Linked DNA regions of Homo sapiens: region 1 is linked to region 2. Evidence: chromatin contacts called from ENCODE Hi-C data. All regions are on one chromosome and are shown on one strand. The core of a region is the stretch at or near the end of the contact, and the rest is flanking DNA. Distances in the headings are between cores, read along the strand shown.

Region 1 (6,287 bases), core at 755-3,254, 120 kb before region 2:
CAATTTCTTCCTCAAAAGGTCTATTTTCCCACACTCTTTGCAGGGTACCTCTGAGCTCATCCCAGCAAAAGTGGCAGGAGCAAAGCCCCTCAGGAAGGAGCTAGGGGGTGGGGGCCAGCACCCTGACTTCCAGACCGCTTCCCTGGCCCGGGGTTCTATGTTATTCTTCCTGGATTGGCTGTAGGTGATCTCTAGGCTCTCATTTTCAGGCAGGTGGCCAGTTGGACCATCCAGCAGAAGGGGGAGAGAGTGTGGCTGTTCCACTGGAGTCTTCTTCAGGCCCCTCTCCCACTCCTCCCTGCAATGCGGCTAGAACTTGAGGAGGTAGAGGTTTCACCCCAATCATCTGGGCCTCCTGCCTTGAGGACCAGGCCAGTTCTTGGCACCTACTGGCCTGATTCCACCTGGGCTGTGCTCCCTGAGAATGGCATTATTTCTGATACTGGCTTCTTCTTGTGTGTTTCTATCCCCAAGACCACAGGGCCTCCCCAGGTGCCTTCAGAAAACCGAAGTATTCCCACTGCTTCTGGCCCAAAGGTTCCTGCCCCCAGGCTCAGAGTGCTAGATTTAGGGTCACTGTGGGCCTGGTTGTCAAATCCCACCCACTTCTGGTGCCCCTTCAAGAGCTCTTGGAATCTCCACCTCCCTTCCAGCAGACCATCAAAAGGTCAGGCTCCCCCACCCAACCTGGCACCCCAGATTCTGTCCTTTCCATCCATACCCCTACCATGACTTTAGGGTCATGACTCGATTTCACTCTTCTGCTGTTTTGCTTCCAGGGTGCCCAATCCTGACACTTCCGCTGGAATGAGCTCGAGGTACTCTGCAAAGAGCCTGGGAAAATGACCTTCCAGAGGACTCCAATCTTTTTTTTTCCCGTTAGCCCTGTCCAGTTCTTTCTGCGCCCCAGATTTGCCCCTGTCTCCTCGCCTCCCTTCCGTGTGTATTCCAGCTCCTGTCCCAGCCACCGCTGCAGACAGTGGACCTCCCAGATTCAAATTCCCAGCCCGACCCCACGCTCACCGCCGCCGTTCTTGTAGCAGAGGTAGGGGAAGCGCCACACGTTGGCCAGGTCCACTGCGAAGCCGACTACGGACAGCAGGAAGTCGATCTTCTTGCCCCAGGTCTCCCGGGGCTGCGCGTCGCCGTCGCGGGGCGCCAGCAGGCACTGGACGCCGTTGCGCTCCTTCACCACCAGCAGCTCCGCAGTTTTGCGCGCCCGAAGGGGCTGCTCTGGACCCGTGTCCGCCCCGTTGTTCTCGGGCTGCACCTGCGGGTTCATCCGCGCCAGAAGCATGGATGCGGCTGGCGAGAGGAACTTTACCGGTCCTGGGGGCACGCCGAGGCTCTGCTTGGATAAAGGGAAAAGAGGTGGTTACCCGGCCGTTCCTCCCTACTTGCAACTCCCAAGACCACCCGGGAGCGCCTTAGACACTGGGATGAGCGCGCGCTGAGCGGACGCAGGGTTCCCAGAAAAGGGCGCGCGTCCGCTGGAAAAATTTGGAAACAGAGGTTGGGGCACGCCGGAACTCAAGAGTTGGAGACTTCTGACAGCCCTCTGGGGGCGGCTGAAGACCCTGCAGCACTTTTCCTCGTTCACCCACTCTCGCCTGCCCCAAATGGCTGGGATTGAACTCACCGAGGCTGAGGGCAGCGTGCCGACCCCCTCCCCAGCTCAGGTCCGCGACACTTCAACAGCCACAGGAGCCTTCTCGGACACTTAACGTCACTGCACTACAAACTCGCTAGCCCTCTGCTGGCGCGTCTCGGCCCGGGCCTCCCAGGCAGACCTAGCCCTGTCCCGCGCTCAGGGCGCACTCACGTGTCCGGCGGCGAGGGGATCCCTGGTGCCTTGCGCCCTGCCGGCCCCCGACCGGCGGCGCCTTGGCAGGCTCTAGGGCGCGGGCTGGGGCTGGGCTCCGCCGTGTGGCGTTCGGGCGGGGCCGGGGAAGAGCTGGAGGCGCGGGGCGGCCGGCAGGGCGCGGGCTGACTGGTTCTGGCCGTGCCTGGCGGGGGCCGGGCTGGTAATGTAGCCTGCGCCCCAGGTAACGCGCCGATTGCATTAACCCAGCGCCCGGCCCGCTCCGTCTGGAGCCTGTTAGCGCTAATGGAGACTGACAGCGCGGCCGGGGATGGGCAGGGGCGGGAGGGTGGCGCGGGTTCCCAGGGATCTGGGGGACTCGGGCGCGCACTCCCTTTCTATCCTGCGCCGAGCACCGCTCGCCGCTCCCAAGGACACCAGGCCTCTGATCTCCCACCACGGGGAGCGAGTGACAGACTCTCCAGAACTGGGGTCTGCGTCGCGTCAGAAAGGAGGCCAAAAAAGGACTGGGGAAGCAGCGACCGGTGCAGCACCAGCTCTGTCTTCCGCAGCAGGCCACTTAAACTATCTGGTCAGTTTCTTTATCAACGAAATGGGAATGTGCGGCTCAGGGCCCAGTGCTGCAAATAGGCGGCCAGCGGGCTGTTGGGCAGTTTTGTTTGAGCGGCTTAGCATGTTGACAGGTCACAGCCCAGCACTTACTCCTGCATCTCTGTTATTTATGGGCAGGGTAGCAGGTCATTTGAGGTTGTGACCCGTGTTCTGTGAGGCTGAGAACTACTATTTATTCTTTCAATTATTCATTCATTCACACCTTCACACATTTGTTCTTCCATATGCCCGCTGTGTGCCAGGCACTGTTCCGGGCTCTTGGATTACACTGGCGCAACATAACTCGGAGATTCCTGACCTCATGGAGTTTACATTCTGCTGGCGGAGACAGAGGAAACGGGAAACATAATAAATACACACGTTATATGATGGGTGAGGGAATGGGGGGACAGTGGGGCTGCAGTTTGCATACGGGGTCAGGGAATTTGAGAAGGTAACAATTAGACAAGTAAAGGAGTGAGCCATTTGGACCTGAGAGTCGTTTTCTCATTCATTCACTCATCTATTGATTAATGTATTAATCCCTTTAGCAGATGCTGATCATCTGCTGTGTGCGTGAACAGTGCTGGCTAGAGAGGAGATAGCCCCTGCCTTCAAGGAGCTCCCAGACCAGTGTATAGAGTCTATCACAACCCAGTGTGGTCAGGATGTGTTGTGACCACAGATGTGTGGAAGTAGGGTGGAGCTGAATCAGCAAGGGAAGCATCCTGTTGATCCAAGGAGGCTTCAGAGAGGTGGCCGTGCTAAGTGGGTTGGGTGGGGCTTGGATCAGCCCAGCCACACTGACCTTTCCATTCTGTAAACATCCTAAGCTCAAACCCACCCCAAGACCTTTACACTTGCTGTTTTCTCTGCCTGAGTTGTTCAGGTCTCAGTCCAGAGGTCCCTTCCCGACGACTCAAATCGAAAATACACGCTCACTCTATCCTATCACCCTATTTATTCATTTGTTACATCGCTATCCGAATTTGTCCTAGTTGTTTAACTTTATGTCCCCCCTTGGGTGGTATGTGAGCTCCATGAGCACAGGGACCTTGTCTGTCTTTTACAGCACGTGTTCTGGCACCTGGAACGTACTAGAGCATCAACCAGCCTATGAAGTGAATGAGTTAATGAATGAAAGAATGGTGGTGTGTGGCGGTGTTTAGAGCATCTGTACCAGAGGGACAATCGTGACAAATGTCCTCTGGGCAGGATGCAGAGGGGAGAGGAAGGGAAACCTAGAGGGGTATGGGTTCCCCTGGCTTCTGGGGAAGATGACAGAAGGCAGGTGAGGGAAAAGATTGAGCAGAGGTTTGAGGACAAGAGCTCAGAACTGTAGGTTTCCACACATGAAAGGTGTTTATCTCCTTTGATCTATTGGACGATCATGACAATCCTGTAAGGAAAGCAGGAAGAGAATCATCTTTCCACGTATCAGGTCAGGAAACTGTGGCTCTGTGGACTAAAGGGACTTGTCCAAGGTCCCACAGATTGGAAGTCACAGAGTGGAAATGAGAACCCAAGTCTCCTGGCCTCCAGCCTCTGCTCCCTCCACCAAGTCATGGTGGAGACACTCAGAATCTCTCTAGTAGTCATGGTCCCCTTCTCTCCTCTACCCCACACCCCATCCAACTAGTTTTCAAGTGCTGAGAATCCCACCTCTGAAACACCCTGCAAAGCCACAACAGAGGACCCTCATCACCCCTCACTGCAGCAGCCTCCTAGCTGGTCACCCCACGTTCAGTATCTTTCCAGCTGCATGATCGTCACCAGCTGCCAGAGCTCTACCTAGAACTCAAGTGCGACCACCTCACTCCTCTGCCTGAAACTCCTCTGAAACACACCAACACATAAATGTGATTTAATTAACTCTGGATTTGAGGTAATTTTATTTTCTTCTCTATACTTCTCTGTATATGCCAACTTTTCCACAATGAGCATTTGATATTTATGCAATCAGAAAAAGATAACCCACAATTTTAAAAAATCCTCCAACCTTTCCAAGATAATGCCTAAACACTTTGAGGAGTATAGACAAGACTCTGGCTATTTAACCACACCTCCTGCTATTCTAATTCTCTCCTCATTTTTCCTACAAATCCTTTATCACTTCCAAAATATGCTTTATTCTCCAGTAGTATGAGAGATACTAAACTACTAGTGGTTCCCTGAGTACCTTGTGCTTTTTTACACTTCTGGGTTTTTTAATATGCTGTTTCCATCATTCTTTTTTCTACCTGGAGAACTCCTACCCATCCTCCAAAACCTCCAGTCACCCTCACTGTGAAGCCTTCCCTGATAACCACCTCCTACAACAGAGTCAAACTCCTCTTTTATACTGCTGTTTATTTGCCTGTACAGTTATTTGTGAGACCTCCCTACCAGCGTCAAAGACAGTGCGTGATGTATTCTGTTACTTAAATGGTGCTCCAGAAACATGTACAATACAGAACCAGAAGAGTTCTCTTTCTTTTGTTGGGTTTGGTGTCTTTGATTGGTTTCGTTTTGTATTGGATTCCTCAAGAAACAACTGGAAACAAAGATTAGAATACAAGTAATTTATTTAGGAGATAATCCTGGAAGCAATCGTTGGGGAGAGGAGAAGTGAGACAGCAAAGGGAAGGAAACCAGGAGAAAGTAGATTAAGGAGCACTTGCTGCTGGGGAAACAGGTGCTCAGCCCTGGTGGGGGCCTCGGGAGACTGCACAGAGCACGCCTTGGGGTTGTCTCACTTGAGGGGCAAGAAAACTAGAGTATTTATCCATGAAGGCCGCCCCCAGAGTGTCAACTTCCCAGCAAGTCCAGCCTGTCTGATAAGAGGGATGAGCCTGTCCTGCTGCCAGAGAAAGGCTAACAGCAGAGCCCCAGGTACTGGCAGCAGGAAGCCATTGGGTTGGGTCTGCACTGGCAGGAACAGTGGATGATAAGGGGTGTGGGCATGGAGCTGGAAGTGTTTGCTACAAGGGTGGAGGGAGGCATTTCCTCCTAATGCGCACGCCATCACGGGGGCCAATCAGCAAGTCTGGGAGCTCCATCTGTGGTTTCAGAGACTACCGGGGGTCAGCAGTGAGGACACTAGGCTGGGACTGGGCTAAAAGGGAAGGCGTCTCTCTCCATCTCTCGCCCAGACTCACCGCCATGGGGCCATGTGGCTTCTCTGGGAGCCCTTCTTCCTGCCCAGCCAGGTGGCCTGAGGGCAAGTTGTGCATGGGAGGCTGGAGCATTATCAGAGCTAATGTGATCTCTGGGGAGCCATCACTTCCACTTACCATGGCACTTGGTGACACAGGCCATGGGGTAAAAGGCAATGGCTGATGCTGTGAGTCCATCTCTGGCCATCTCCCCACAGACACTGGGGCCCTGACACACAACAGCTGGGCTGGGACACATTTAGAATCCAAGGGCCTGTGTCCGCTGAGGACGCTATCAGAACCTACACCTCCATGGCACCAATGAGGAGACTAAGGAAAAAAAGGAGGAGAGGTTTGCCTACATATTTGTTTCCTCCATCCCTCTTTTCTTTCCTTCCTTCCTTCCTTCTTTCTTTTCTTTCTCTTTCTCTTTTCTTTCTTCCTTTTTTTCTTTCTCCTTTCCTCCCTTTCTTTCTCTCTCCTTTCCTACCTTCCTTCCTTTGCTTCTTTCCCTCCCTCACTTCTTTCCTTCCTCTTCCTCCCTCCCTCCCTCCCTTCCTTCCTTCTTTCTTTTCTTTTCTTTTTTCTTTCTTTCTTTTTCTTTCTCTTTTCTTTCCTTTCTTCCTTTTTTCTTTCTCCCTTAGTCCCTTTCTTTCTCTCTCCTTTCCCACCTTCCTTCCATCCTTTCCTTCTTTCTCTCCCTGATTTCTTTCCTTCCTCTTTTTTCCCTCCCTCCCTCC
Region 2 (6,348 bases), core at 16-2,515:
GCTGCGGCCCACTTAGTGCTTTATAGTGTGACATAGCATGTATTCTCTCTCATGAGATAAACTAACAGACTCTTAATTCATGTCACATTTTGTAATGTTTCCTACTAGCTATTTCATTCCCTATGCCCTAAGCCATATCCTTATAAAGGGATACTTGTGAAACAGCTGGTTAATAAAAGTATGACTAAAAGATACTTTAAGAACACCCATTATGCCACATTAGAATTCAAAGAATAACTTTTAGTAGAACCATTCTGTAGACAGACAACTTCATCATTGTTCAAGGATGCCAGAAGAACAATTACACAGGACATGAGGTTTAGAACTAACTATATTTTTAAGATCCAAGAGTCGAGAAAATAATAACCTTTTCAAAAATACTGTATGTCTCTATGTTGGGAAGCAGAGAGGGCTGGGAAGAGGTGGTAAGAAAATATTCCTAAATATTAGACTCATTATATCTTAGATATCTAATGATTTTGGTAATTAAAGACTTTGGTAGTCATGATTACTGAGGGGAGACTTGTGAAACTAAAGGATATGGCAGCCAACATAATGGGGTGTCATGTGACTCACAAAAGCAAGACTGTCTAAAACGGCACTTTGATAATTCATTCAAAGTTCATTTGAAAAACCATAAAATTAATACCATATTCTTGAATAATATATCTTGAATTAGGTTTACCTAATATTCAAGAAGTTCTAAAAACATGTTTAAAATAAGATAGTAACAAGGATTTCCATCAATTTAAAAAAAAAGAAAAAAGGGGGTTACTTGAGAACAACCAAGACAATTGAAACTGGAGCAACTAAATGTACTGAGACCACAAACCAATCTCAAGCTGGGCCTCAGCAGACGTAGTGGAAAAGCTGGAGCCTCAGAGATGGCCCAGCTCTTACAGAGCTTCAAGCCAGGGTGTGGTATACTTAGTGCCTGAAGGGCTGCTGGGATACATTTTCAGTTAAATCCAACAGTGAGTATTAAAATATTAAAATATCATAAAGTATTTAGGAGTCACCTGGGTGAAAGGGGGAGTCATAAATTTAAAGTAAACATAATTAAAATAAGAATATTTGTACTAAATTTGAAGTCCACAAATTCCCATCCTCTTGTTCTGCACTACGATTCTAATTCATCAAATCTCTGTCGACGCGGCTATTTTCAAGCAGCTGAAAGTCATTTTATTTGTGAAGTTATGGAACAAAGAATACATTGTTTTCTTTGCCAGAAAAATATGATCCAAACAGGTCTCAGAACTGGCTGGAGAATGCAAATATCGTAATTAAAAAAAAAAAAGACAGAAAAAAAAAAAGAAAGCCATGACACAGAAAGGAAATGTGGTAATAATGGTCATGACAAAAAAAAAAAGAGGAATCTGAATACCTCTGTTGTAATGCAGTTTGACCACTGACATGCTATGGCAAAAAAGACAGCTTTGTATACATTTCTACATGTGTTGCTAGATCTTGTTTTAGCTACAGAGGGGTACATTGAGAGGAAGAGACAATATCTTGCAGAGAAGATAGCATGGCTTTTTTAAAGTATGAGTTTTCTTGTTTTTTTAGAAAAGTGAAACAGGCCTAGACTACCTGAGCAGCTATTAAAGAAGCAAGAGCAGTGCTCAGAGTATTTAGAAATATTATGATATAAGGCTTCCTGAAGTGTATTCTATAGAACACTGGTTCCGGGAGATATCTAGAGAAAAAGGTTCTGTAAGTCAGACATTTCAAAGGCACTGAGTAGTCTTGAGAAAAAAAAAATTCATTTTGTTTCCCTTGATACTTCCAAATGTTATTAAATTAGTTTTTGTTCCCCAGGAACCTCTAAGAAAAACCCAAGAACAAGTGTGGGTTTTCTTTTTTTTTTTTTTTTTTTTTTTTGGCCACAGTGAGAGATAACTGAACTGGTTTTAAAAGTGGGGGTGTATGAAATATAATTAATAAACAGATATTTTCAAGACAGGCAGAAAACATGCAAATCTCAAGAAAATTTCACAAAACTCATTCTGAAATGTAATTTGCCCTCCTAAATCATTTGGTATTACTGACAGTCTCTAAATGGCCAAATCACTAAGCTATCTAGCAAAGCAAAATAGTATTCTTGTGAATTAAATTCCACAGTCCTGTCACTTAGGCACTAGACCCCACTCAGAACTCTGCATGACACAGGCAAACTTAAGGTTTTCGTTACACAATCCATGGATGCAATTAGAAAATCTAGGAGACCCATTATCAAACCATCTCTCTTCGGAGACTACCTGAGGGTACTGCTAAAACCGACTGGATGCTGAATTCAGGGTTCTACTCTACATCATATCTAGAAACTAAGAACAGCTCTAGAACCAACCTTTAGAGCCTTAAAAACCTGGTCAAAATTTTCAGAATGTTGTAATAACTCCTCTCTCACTACCTGCCACTGTAATTCAAACCAAAAGACTGTCCTGTGGATGATGATATGTGCTGCCTCCCAGATAGAATTTCCTTGGGCTTTTCATGTGCAGGGTGATTTCACAGTGAAGGCTTCTGACCTCTATGTCTCTCCCCTAGACCCCAAGTAGCATCTCTTAGCTTTCACAAAACATTTTCTTTAAGGAGGTGTGGGGCTCTATCAGCTATGGTCAGTTCCTTTTGTCAGGATGTGAAAATATATCATTCAATTTGGCAGAGGTCAGCATTAAAGGAGTAAAAAGATGAGAGCAAGGTGATGCCCCTCTGGCCAGCCAGGGTGGTTACATGTTTCAAGTTCCCAGAATCTAGAGGTGTTTTCTAACATGATTTCAAGGGCTAAATCTGACAGCCTAGGTTTATATACACAATTTGTAAAACACCTGGTGATGGACCTTTATATCTGGTCTCTCTAGACTAGAGGTTCAAAATTAAAGGAAAGGCCAAATCTCAAGTTCCAAGGCCACATTTTGAATGACTTACCTCAACTTCTACCTTTGTGAAGAGCTGGCAGAAAGTAAGCATACAAAGCTGAATGCTGAAGAGAAAAAAGAAAAGTCTATCTTTATACAGTCATGCAAGTATCATCTTATATTATTCAACAATCATTTCTTTATACACAAATACCCTCACATCACACTTCACATATATTTTGCATTTATAAATGCTACACTGCAGCTATAACACTTTTTGGGCCTAGACAACTATTCTTTTTTTTTTTTTTGGGGACAGGGTCTTACTCCGTCACCCAGTCTGGAGTACAGTGGCATAATCACGGCTCACTGCAGCCTCAACCTCCTGGGCTCAGGTGATCCTCCCACCTCAGCCTCCCAAGTAGCTGAGACTACAGGTGTGAGCCACTGTGCCCGGCTTAGACAAGTATTCTTGACAATTATTATTCAAAAGTTAAATCATCAAATGAATACCAAATATGTATTTCAGTCAGAGCCTCAGCTCAACAGACTAAACCACAAATTTGAAGTTTCCTTGACAACACAGACTCAAAGGCCCAAGTCTCTAGAGAAACTACCCAAGGCCACATTTTAAGGTATGTAAATGTGTTTATAAAACTCCTAGGTAGATCATTACATTTCTGAACTGTTTTTTGACATTAAAAAAAATCAATGGGCCTTTCCTTAAAAGTGGAAGCTTTATCAAAATTGTCCCAGTTATTAATAAATGTTTTAGTTATGAGGAAATCTGAAAAGCTTCAAATTTCATTGTAAAGGCAGGCAAATGCTGTCTTTAAAGTGGTTAAGCAACCCTCTAAAAGATAATGTTTGAAATAGTTGTTCCTACTTATAGCTTTCCAGTACATATTTAGACTCTCTGGATAAGACTTCTACTGGATTTTTAGTTTAGTCTCATTAGACAATTGACCCAGAAACCAGGCAGAATGGATTAAACTACACATTTAAAAAAAGAACCAACCAATCTCTTTTCACTGTTAAGAAATTAAAACATAATTTATCTGTAAAAATTACCTGAGGGAACTTATTTAAGGAATGTAGGAGCTTAAGAATTTAGTTAAAAGAAATAATTTAGAAAGTAGATATATCACTTTCATAATTAATTATAAATTGTTAATGTGTCAGTTCACAAATCTTCCATTTGAAAGAAAAAAATCTTTTACTATCTATAAACTCTAAAGTCAATCCACACTATCTAGCATAAGTTGTTTTTAATTATTTAAATGGAGCTGTGGAATTCAATTACTTGAATAGATGCATTCTATTCTGAAAATTCTGAATACTGTGAAAAATATGAAACCACACATAAAATCTCATTTAACCTGTCTTGTCCACCCTACAGACAGACCAAATACTTCTTAGTCTGATACAAAACTTCTCTAAGTTTATTCCAAGTCTCCTTTTCCTTGGGATATTCGTTTTGGTATAAAATCTGTTTCTTAGAATCTGTAACTGGAGTAGCACTTTGAGCAAGGGCAATTGAGAAAACAGATTTAGAAGTAACAGACACAGTGCTAATAATATTAAGTAGATGAGAAGACAAAAGTGGACGTGAGATTTGCAATAGATTGAACAAAACAAAGCTGTGCCTTTCAAAGATTTTGTGTTTGTTTAAAAGTCCTGAAAAATTTTTGACTCTCAAAATATTTTTTCTCCCTTTCATTCCTGAATTCTTTCTCCTAATTTCCTTTTCCTCTTCTCACATACTTCTCAGTTGAGAAGGCTAGATTAACTAAACCCGTCTATTATATTTTCTATCCCCAGTTCCTCTTCCAGAAAAGCTTTCTCCTATTTGATCATCACATTAACCTGGACTGCTGGGCAACCAAAAAAAGTCCTATTGGCCACATCACTATCTCTGTAAGGAACTTAACCTGTAAAGGCCCAAAGGATGGCACACCTCAGAAAGTGGAAGTATGCTATGCATCCATTGTTAAGGCACTTCGTTTTCCCAAATACTTTCATACTACCTGTTTCTCCCAATTCTTCCATGTCTAAAAGCAATCAGGAATTCAAAATAAGTAATGGCATGAAACATGTATTTTAGTCAAATGAATAAATTGATTTCCTGGTAAGTGAAAGATAATATGCTGTTTAGATATCCTTTACAATTTATGTTCTTTATGTTTGGCGTTATTTGTGTATCTTCAATTATCAAGGACTGAAGCATAACAAGAATATAAGTGTTTCATATGTGTTAATATTTATTCTACTGTCTCATCAGTTACCTATTCTGATTTAAATTTATTATTTCAAAGCAATGTATATATACACAAAATGGAGAAATTATGCAGTTTTGATTTCAGAAGTTGGTTGGATTACGTTGAAGTTATCTAAAAAAGCCTACAATGTGCTTAAGGCAACTGATGATTTCCTTAAATATTTCCAAGTTATTGTCACCTACCCATCAACAATGTTATCTGAGCTTTGTGCTTAACAATATGAAAACTGGGTAAGACCCTAAAGGAAGTCTTCAAATTCAGGTATTTCATACGGCTCTCACCAAAATTTAAACAGGCTCAGACTTATTCAGAGGGAACTAAACAAACGATCTTGAGAGAAACCAAGTTTCTACATGTTCTGTTCTTTTTAAAGGCCTACTTCACATCAGCTTGCTTAATAATGAAACTGTATTCCTCTTCTCTCTTAAGTAAAGTGCTTATAGAAACTGCTGATTCCAATGCTTTTCAAATCCAAGAGCAGAACTGAAATCTTGGTTAGCTATTTTTTCAACTCATATCAGACACATCATAGCTATTTCAGGCCATATGACTAAATTTTTCTGAATGGCTTAAACCAACATAGTAAGTAAGGATAGAGACACTAGATAATGCCAAATCTGCAATGGAAATAAAACTACAAAATTAAAGCTAACTATGATGCAAACTAGGTCACTTACGAACTAGCAAACACTTGAGACCCATTTGAATGGGACAGATGACTAGAATTTTGCACACAGAAGACTCCAGGGGTTAGTGGTCAAGATAGTGATGCTCTCTACAGAGACTTATCAGTTATAAGACTTAGGGCTCTGATCAGAAATCTTTATGTTTTTAAATATAACAATATTTTTAAAATAATACTTTTTTAAAGAATGAATAAATGATCTTTCTTTTTCTTCACTAAAATAAAATTTATATAAACTAATAATAGACATAAGTGACTTACAATGTATATCCTTGCCATGTCCAGGTCACAGTATCCTATAATAACAAAATTATTTTAGCTGTTGGTCTGGAGGAAAAATACTAAATAAAATAAAGATCTTATTTTAATATGGGGATTCATGTATTTTTTCTGAAATTAAAAGCAACATGTTGAGAAGTAAAATAAATACATTATTGTTAAAGAACAGTGAACTGATCTATGAATTCTTGGATTACATATCTACATAGCAAAGATCTTCCTAATGTCAACAACTTTTGATGAAATG

What was found. Hi-C counts contacts between places; a loop is a spot of excess contacts on that map. Pooled maps may share reads with other maps.
Region 1: a map of dorsolateral prefrontal cortex shows a loop between it and region 2 (1.9-fold over the local background). The contact joins the promoter of SLC6A2 here to the enhancer-like site in region 2. A Hi-C loop is called at or near these places in 1 of 168 maps with a recorded cell type or tissue (dorsolateral prefrontal cortex) and 1 of 50 pooled maps.

What each region holds. Positions count from the first base shown.
Region 1 is chr16:55,651,705-55,657,991 of GRCh38, reverse strand. SLC6A2 (solute carrier family 6 member 2) reads right to left here and starts at 2,004. Exons shown (of 15, transcript NM_001172501.3): 1 at 1,823-2,004; 2 at 1,024-1,348. The coding sequence starts at 1,297. LOC124903693 (a long non-coding RNA gene) reads left to right here and starts at 1,879. Exons shown (of 2, transcript XR_007065075.1): 1 at 1,879-2,393; 2 at 4,053-4,886. RefSeq lists an enhancer at 1,217-1,752.
Region 2 is chr16:55,534,213-55,540,560 of GRCh38, reverse strand. It overlaps LPCAT2 (lysophosphatidylcholine acyltransferase 2), which reads right to left. Exons shown (of 14, transcript NM_017839.5): 7 at 6,084-6,118; 8 at 2,929-2,983. Among named protein-coding and RNA genes, the nearest start is that of LPCAT2, 28 kb to the right of the region's middle. Within about 2 kb of position 1,265, at least 2 of the 41 ENCODE cell types and tissues checked have a DNase peak (open chromatin) inside an H3K27ac peak, as active enhancers do.